2 separate regions of the Mus musculus genome follow, and region 2 is linked to region 1. The links are chromatin contacts, found by Hi-C or POLR2A ChIA-PET in ENCODE. All regions are on one chromosome and are shown on one strand. Each heading gives the region's core, a stretch centred on a gene start or an enhancer-like site at or near the end of the contact. The rest is flanking DNA. Distances are from core to core; before and after follow the strand shown.

The links. Hi-C counts contacts between places; a loop is a spot of excess contacts on that map. ChIA-PET counts read pairs that join two places held with the same protein, here RNA polymerase II (POLR2A).
Region 2: a map of heart shows a loop between it and region 1 (3-fold over the local background). The contact joins the promoter of Fermt3 here to the promoter of Fkbp2 in region 1. A Hi-C loop is called at or near these places in 8 of 37 maps with a recorded cell type or tissue (T-helper 1 cell, heart and v-Abl transformed pro-B cells). POLR2A ChIA-PET finds 5 or more read pairs at or near these places in 4 of 5 experiments (Patski and embryonic stem cell).

Annotation. Positions count from the first base shown.
Region 1 is chr19:6,978,659-6,982,537 of GRCm38, forward strand. It overlaps Fkbp2 (FK506 binding protein 2), which reads right to left and starts at 1,806. Exons shown (of 6, transcript NM_001166368.2): 1 at 1,736-1,806; 2 at 315-483; 3 at 1-12. The coding sequence starts at 479. LOC114841036 (Uncharacterized protein LOC114841036) reads right to left here and starts at 1,782. Exons shown (of 6, transcript NM_001370419.1): 1 at 656-1,782; 2 at 315-483; 3 at 1-12. The coding sequence starts at 1,592. The coding sequence ends at 792. It overlaps Vegfb (vascular endothelial growth factor B), which reads right to left. Exons shown (of 7, transcript NM_001185164.1): 7 at 3,814-3,879.
Region 2 is chr19:7,017,581-7,021,459 of GRCm38, forward strand. Fermt3 (fermitin family member 3) reads right to left here and starts at 1,889. Exons shown (of 15, transcript NM_153795.2): 1 at 1,698-1,889; 2 at 1,086-1,259. The coding sequence starts at 1,245. Stip1 (stress-induced phosphoprotein 1) reads right to left here. Exons shown (of 14, transcript NM_016737.2): 14 at 3,116-3,591. The coding sequence ends at 3,519.

The DNA of each region.
Region 1 (3,879 bases), core at 556-3,055:
TTCTAGCTTTCCCTGTGAGACCATGGGAAAACTAGTAAGGAGAGGTGACAAGTCCACAACCCTTCCACCCAGCTAGTCTCCCCACCACAGCCCCAGGGCCAATGCCTTGGGTAGCTCATGTGTGTTAATTTGGATGCTGATATCTAGCTGAGTAAACTGAAAAGCAAGATAGAATCGTGGGAAGGAGCTTAGAGGTCAAAGGGGGATAGATGTGTTTGAGGTTATCTACCTAGCTGAGAAAAAACAGATGCCAAAGTCCTTTCAGGTCCTGAAACCTGCCAAAGCCCCAGAGGCTGCTCCACTCTGACACTTACCGTGTAGTGCATGTGTAAGACATCTCCCTTTCTAGACTTGATAGGACAGTGGTCCACACGTTTCTTCACTCCAATCTGCAGCTTCCGTTTGCCTTCGGCCCCCGTGGCTGCTGCCAGGGCACTCAGGCAAATGGACAGTATTGTCAGGATCCAGCTCAGCCTCATGTCTCTGTAGGCAAAGGCCACCCCACCCCCAACCAAAAAACTGGGGGGTGGAGTCATGGGACGTCTTCAGTCTGTATCAGGAGGACGCCAACTCCCCATTATATCTTGCCTGTTTCTGGGGAATCCCACAGTCCTGGGTCACCACCCCCTCCCCTGGGCTCTGTAGCCACACTTACCAGTCCAGTGAGAAGGGGGCTTGACCGAGGACCCCAGCAGCGAGGGGAGGGGGTCAGGGGAGGCCACAGCAGCCAGTGCCCCCTCCCTTTGCTCACTACCTGACCTTCTCTCCCTCCCAGTCCCCATCTCCGTTCTTCAGTTCCCGCTAGCCCCTTTACGCAAAGTCCAAACCCTATCTGATTGCACCGGATTTGTCCCGACTGGACGACCCCACTCCCGCCACACCCAGCTGCCCCCTGTCCAGCACACCCACACATCTGCGGCTGCTGCAGGTGTTCGGCCCCGAGGCACCCACACATCTCCACTAGGTGGCTCTGAGGAGCCCCGGTCCTCCGGGGGCACCCCCCAGTCCGGCCCCGTGCCTCCTCCACCAGGGGCACCTCCCCAACTCTGAGCTCTTGGGGGCCTCCGGGGAACCCAAACTGGCTCAGAGTCAGCAGGGCGCCGAGCTCGCTCCACCCACACCACCTCTCCAGGGGGAGTTCTCGGTCTACCGCGACCCCAGGCGCGGCCACCACGGAGACCGCCCCCGCGTGGACGCCCCCGGCCATAGCTCAAGCTTAGCTCTGCGCAAGGCTCCTTGGCCCCACCCTTTACGGCGTGAAGCTCCGCCCCCTGACCTGCAGCTCCACCCTCCGCAATGTTAGACCTAGTCTCCAGCAGAGGGGCCACGCCACTCACTGACTGAAGTCCCACCTCCAACGACTGGGATCTCACGCCCTCTGTCTCCGAGCCAAAGGCTCCACTTTCCACCTGCTCCAGCTCCTCCTCTAAACCCCAAGCCCCGCCCCCCACGCCTCCTACTCCAGCTATGGGCCACTGGGTTCCGCCCTCAACTCGCACTGGCTCCGTTGTCCCTCCCACCGCTGTTCCGCGCCCCGCCCCGAGCCCCAGGGCTCCGCCCCGTACGGCGTGAGAGCCCGCCCCCTGCGGCATTGCCAGAGGCCGGACCCCAGCCCCAATTCCTTCGTTTGCTGCCCCTGGCTGGCACGCGGACTCCGGCCCGCTTCAGGCCGGCCTGCCCCAGGTTGCCCTCCTGCACCCGGATCCCCCAGCCTGGGCTGTGGCCCCCCGCTCACCTCCTCGCCGCGCCCCCGGAGCCAATCCCGCTCGTGCTGTCACTTCTGCGCAGGCGCGTCTTCGTCGCTACAGGGCGGGACACGCTGCCCGCCCTCATTGGACCGTCCAAAACCCGCTGCTGCATCTATGGGCGGGGCTTCTCATTTGGCCCTGCCTCCTGAGTGACTGCGTGACAACGTCACTTCCGGGGTTCAGATTCCGGGTCTAGTTTGGCAAAAGTTGTGTCCGAGAGACAGAAGGCAGTTCCAGCCAAGGTGACATGGTCAAGCAAGTATGACTGCACGCGCCTGGAGGGGTTCTAGCAGGCACCGTGCTGACTTCCTGACCGGCACGCCTTTGGGTAGTTGTTGTGGGAAGAGGCTAGGGGTTCGGAGCGACAACCCGGATTTGAATCTTAGTTCTTTCATTTCTTGGCTGGCTGCGTGACCTTGACTAAGTTCGTTCTTTTGGTGGTGCGCTCTATGACACCCATACCACATGGCCCTGAGCTATGCGGACCCCTTTCATCTTGTGGTCTACAGTGTCAAGTCTCATCTGTGGGTGAACAAACGTCTCCTGGGCCAGGTCTATCATTCACTGCCCAGGAGACACATTCTCTAACCTAAAGATCCTGAAATTTAGAGGAAGCCAAACCTGAGTTAGGCTATGGAGTCTAGTGATTTCATACCCGTCTTAGGCCGTTTGCCCTGCTAAGACCATTTATTCAGATACCAATGGAAGATAATCATGATGTTGACCCCAAGAGAAGCATACTGCATATCTGATGAAGCTTAGTGGGTTCTGAATGTTTAGCTCTCAAATCCTAACCTTCACTGAGCCAGAGCATGATCACCAATATCACTGCTGAGAAAGTTATTTAAACATGATAAAAAATGGTGTGCTGTCCCATGACTGTAATGTCAACACTCTAGAGGTAGATATAGAGGGATCAGAAATTCAAGGACATTCCAGCTACATGAAGAATTCTGAGTCAGCCTAGGATACAGGAGACATTTTCTTAAAAGAGAAAGTTCAAAAGCAGCATCAGGGCTGAAGATGCAGTAAATCAGTAATATTTGCCAAACATGTATGAAGCCAGGAAGTTTAAGGTCATGCAGGCTATGTGAGACTCTCATGGATGGGTAAGTAATTATGTGATGATCATCATCTTGAGGAATTCTTTAGTTTACCCTACTCCTGCTTTGATACCACCAAGATCATGACCTCAGTGTCAGTCCCTTCATTAGGGCGGCTACTTTCAGTTACTTCTGTCCCTGAATGTTCTGTAGCAGGCCAAAGCCTTGGTGCTTCGCTAGCCTTCCCACACTACCCAGGACAGTGGAGAAGGGTAGACACTGAGCCTGGACCAAGTAGGTTAGGAATCTCAAACAGCAGCTGATGAATCCTGGGATGCCAGGGATTGTAGGTGGAGAAGACTCTGGGTGTGTTTCTTTAAAAAGGCTTTCCAGTCGGGCATTAGTGGCGCATGCCTTTAATCCCAGCACTTGGGAGGCAGAGGCAGGTGGATTTCTGAGTTCAAAATCCAGACCAGCCTGGTCTACAGAGTGAGTTCCAGGACAGCCAGGGCTATACAGAGAAACCCTGTCTTGAAAAAAAGAAAGAAAAAAAAAAGGCTTTCCAGTCATATGAAGGCAGGATTGAGGCATGAAAGGGGCAGCCACAAGGAACAATATTGCAAGTGTATACTCAACAGAGAAAGTGGGTGATACCTCCTATTATATATATATATTATTATATATATTAAAAACAAAAACAAAAAAAAAAACCTCACACTAGTTGAGAGCCAAGAGGGTTCCGTTTGGTGGCAATTATCTATTCTTGCCATGTGAATCTGGGAAGCAGTTCTTATGGTCTAGGTCTCCTTAATTTCTGGCCAGGGTAGTCAGAATCCTTGTGGTGAGCAGGAGGCAAGGACTTTTTGTAACAATCTGTGGTTGTGGCTTTACCTGGGAACTGCTGTCGGGGTTGGGCACACTGGCACAGTAAGATAGGAAGCAAAACTGAAATGATGCTGTGTTGCGCTTTCCTGCCCAAGCTGGCCAGCCTGGAGAGTAGCAAACAATGACAGAAGCAGCCATAGTGTCTTCCATCTCTTTTATCAGAGTGTGAGTGTGTGTGTGTGTCACAGTTATCATAACAGAAC
Region 2 (3,879 bases), core at 639-3,138, 39 kb after region 1:
AGCTCTTAGCCTTTGGCAGCAGCATGCCATCATGAGGAAGGTTGGCCTCACCACGCCTGGCAGTGGAGGACTGGGGATAATGCCCCTATTTCAGGGAACTGAGATCCTGGAACTGAAGTGACTTGGCCCATGGAGCCCAGCAGTGGTACAGGGTGAGGTCTAGGTGGCTGGGTGTTCAGCACTCTTGGGGTTCTTGCCCTAGACTCCTAACATCCCCAGCCCCTCTGTCCTGACCCATGTCAAGTCTCCAGCTTCGTCTGACATCCAGTTTCTGAGGGACTAACCCTCTTCCCACTTCTGCTTTCACAGCCTCTTTGGGCCCTGCTTCCGGCAGTTCCCTTCTGTCTCAACCCTGTTATTTGGCTGTGTTGGGGCTTGTCCTGCTCAGTCACTCTGGTCCGTCTTGGACTGCATACACATAGAGGGTTGGGTGGGTCTAGAAAACCTGCCTTCTATCCCTGTCCCAATTCCAGAGGCCTAGGACCCACACTCATGGTGAGATGCCTTCTGTCTCTGGCTATCGGGAGCTCATGGTGGGATGTCTTCCGGCTCTGACTATCGGGAGCTCATGGTGGGATGTCTTCCGGCTCTGACTATCGGGGCTTTCCTGCCATCCTCCCAGGAAGTGATAACTCTCATTCTCTGCTGGTAAAGTTGATGAGAAGCCTCATGGGGCCTTCTGGGTGACTGATATCGCCCTAGCCTACTCTGCCGTAACTTCCTGTGGGGGCAGGGCCTCTCACCCACTGTCAGCAGCCTGCCAAGTGGTTTGCTGGGGAGGAAATTTAGGAGAGTAGGTGCCAGGTCCCCAGGAACCTCCTAGCCATCCCTCAGGAACATAATAAGCCTCGGCACAGGCAAGACACACAGGGGACCATGTTGTCTGTCTCTTGGAGACTAGACAGAACCAGTAGGAGCTGGAGGAAGTATGGAGAGGGGAAGTTGAAGAAATACCTTCTTTGGAACCAAATAATTAAAGACTGTTGCCTGAGTCACTGTGACAAGGTTATGAGTAGAGGCGAGAATGGCCTAGAAAAGCCAGGGAGAGCTGTCATGACTGGATACATAGGGTCACGGGGACTCACTGATTTCCTCCACGATCTTCAGAAGTACCCCACCAATGTGCGACTCCCCCGTGACTCGGAGTGTGACAGACTGGGCCTCAGGGTCCTCCTCGCCCACAAACACCCTCAGCTCCCAGGAAGAGTCGATATAGTCCCCGGAGGCTGTCTTCATACCCGCCATGGCTGCGGCTGTTTCTGCTGAGACAAGGTGAGTAGACAGTGGGCTGCCTAGAAATAAGCAGGAGTCCTAGGGTACCCTGGGTAGGTGGGTAGGCTTTGGGGACACTGGTACAGAGAGCTACTGTGATCCAGTCAATATAAAACCCTCTTACTATCCTAAGTGTTTGGGCTGAAGAGACAGTTCCTTAGAGTCCACGTTGTCCTGCCAATTCAGGTTTCACAGGTGGGGACACCAAGGCCCAATACTCATTGTAAAGTACCCTGCTAGGTACCAGAACAGGTCAACTCTCCTACTCACAGTTCTGCCAGGCCCACCTATCTCAGAAACAAGTCCTGGCCCACAGCTCACAGCCAGTACTCTAACCCAAGCCTCTAGGGTGGTGGCAAGTGTGGCTGCTCTGCACAGAATGGCGGAGCAGGGGACAAGTGAGTCCTCCTGGGTCTTTCACTTACCTAGCCTGCAACGGGCTGCAGCTGCAGGTGGCAGTGGGACACCTGTTACCCTGGTCTGGCCTGGTCCTGCTCAGTTGCTTCCTTCAGAGGTCAGCCTGTAGTGGCCTTATCATGAAAGTTGTACTAGTCCCTCCCCAGGGCGGGCTGTTGCTGGGTACAGGAAGCACACTGCCAGCACGCAGAGGGCTCCACGGGGCCCTTGCTTTTGTTACCACAGGAAATGAGGGAAGAACAGTGCTGGGGTGACACCACAAAGTTCTCTTTACCCCACCCCCAGGCATCTACTGGTTGCACCTCCAGCCTGCTTTTTTCTTTTATTATTATTTTTTGTTGTTGTTCAAGACAGGGTTTCTCTGTATAGCCCTGGCTGTCTTGGAACTCACTCTGTAGACAAGGCTGGCCTCGAACTCAGAAATCCACCTGGCCCTGGTGGTGCTGGGTGCGCCACCACTGCCCGGCTCCAGCCTGCTCTTAGTGGGACTGTCTACAGTCAGCAGTGAAGTCCTTCCCACCTTTAAACAGGACTTGTTTCCAAACCTACCAGCCTTAAATCTGTCCAGTGACATGCTAGAGCCTCTCTGCCTCATAAAACCTCAATGTGATTTCCTCCAGGACCCTTTATCCCGTCTCTTTAGAGGGTTCTGGTGGTCCAACAGCCTCATGTCCATGCCAGGCACTGGGATGCAAATTGCTCTAAGGAACTGAGCAGGAACGTAGACTTTTCAGGGCAGCAGCCTACCATTAATGGACGTGGTTTTTTCTTTTTTCAGAAAGGGTTTCTGTGTAGCCTTGGCTGTCCCAGAACTCACTCTGCAGACCAGGCTGGCCTTGAACTCAGAGATCTGCCTGCTCTGCCCCAAGTGCTGGGATTAAGGGTATGTGCCAACCTCTCCTCCCAAGGTAAGGCTTTTTAAGTGTGACTAGGAGAGGCTGCTCTGAGGAGTCCTGGGGTTGGGACAGGAAGCTAGTTTAGGCTAACGTAAGACATAGTACAGCCTGGTGCTGGACTCAGCATCTTGCTAGCCCAGGAAGCAGTCTTTTGGGAGCAAATGAGGAAGTTCAGTGTTGGTCACAGTGTGGGAGGAAGATAGTGGTGTGGAGCTCAGGATTGGAGCAGCAGGAGCTGTTGTCAGTATTAGTCTCAGGCCTGCTTTCTGACCCACCTTGAGTCTAGGTTAGGTTCTAGTGTTGACCTAGCAGGTTCACTCTAAGACTGCACTGCACAGAACATCAACCCAAAGCTGATCAGAATGCAGGTAGGTCATCAGTTGTTGAGCGACACTTCCACCTAGTGGCCACCCTGACAAAGCAAACAGCTCACTCTTCAGCGACCTTTCTTTCAAGGCCATCAAGAAAAGGCTTTGTGTTGGCTTCCAATTCAGCACTACTGTGTCTTAAGAGAAGAAAGTCACTGGAGACCGTAGCAACATATAACCACGCCTGACTGGCTTCTTTATTGAGGAGGGACGTGGGTAAGAACAGGTGAAGACAGCTGGGACCCTAGGTTGGGAAGAACACCCTCCCCTCCCCGTATGCACCCACTGCCCCAAATAAAAAATAACCAACTATGGGGGAGCAGCCGAGACAGTGACGGGGAGGCTAGGACTGGGCAGGGAAGGACACTCGGATTGAGGGCAGCAGTGAAGAGACCATGCGTGTGCTGGGAGGGCCCGAGGTGGCGCTGGATGAGTCTGTCTTCCTTGTAGGCATGTATAAATATAAAGATAAGCCTTTCTTCTCCCCCCCTCTGCCCAGTGCTGCTCGCCACCTTCCCAGCTCGCCTTCCTCATTGGCGAAGGGAAGAGGGGGAAAAGCAAGTTATCACCGAATTGCGATGAGACCCACATCCATCAGCTTCTGGATCTTCTGCGCTATTACAGGATTCTTTAAGTGTCTAGGAGAAGAAGATACAGTTAACTGAACAAGTCTCCTTCCACCCAAGTTCCTCGGCTGCAGAGCATTCTCAAAGACCCTGCACATGCAAAAGTCCTTTTCACCAGACAGGACAGAAAGAACCTGCCTATGCTACTGTTTGTCTGCACAGCTGAAAGCCTAGCATAGTTGGCCTTCCCAACAGAAGCTTAGGCTATTAGACTAACAGAAAAAGCAAGCTCACAGGCTCTCTGTACCACCAGTATTTTCTGTTAAGATTGATAGGATTCAGGGCTAGAGATGGCCCAGT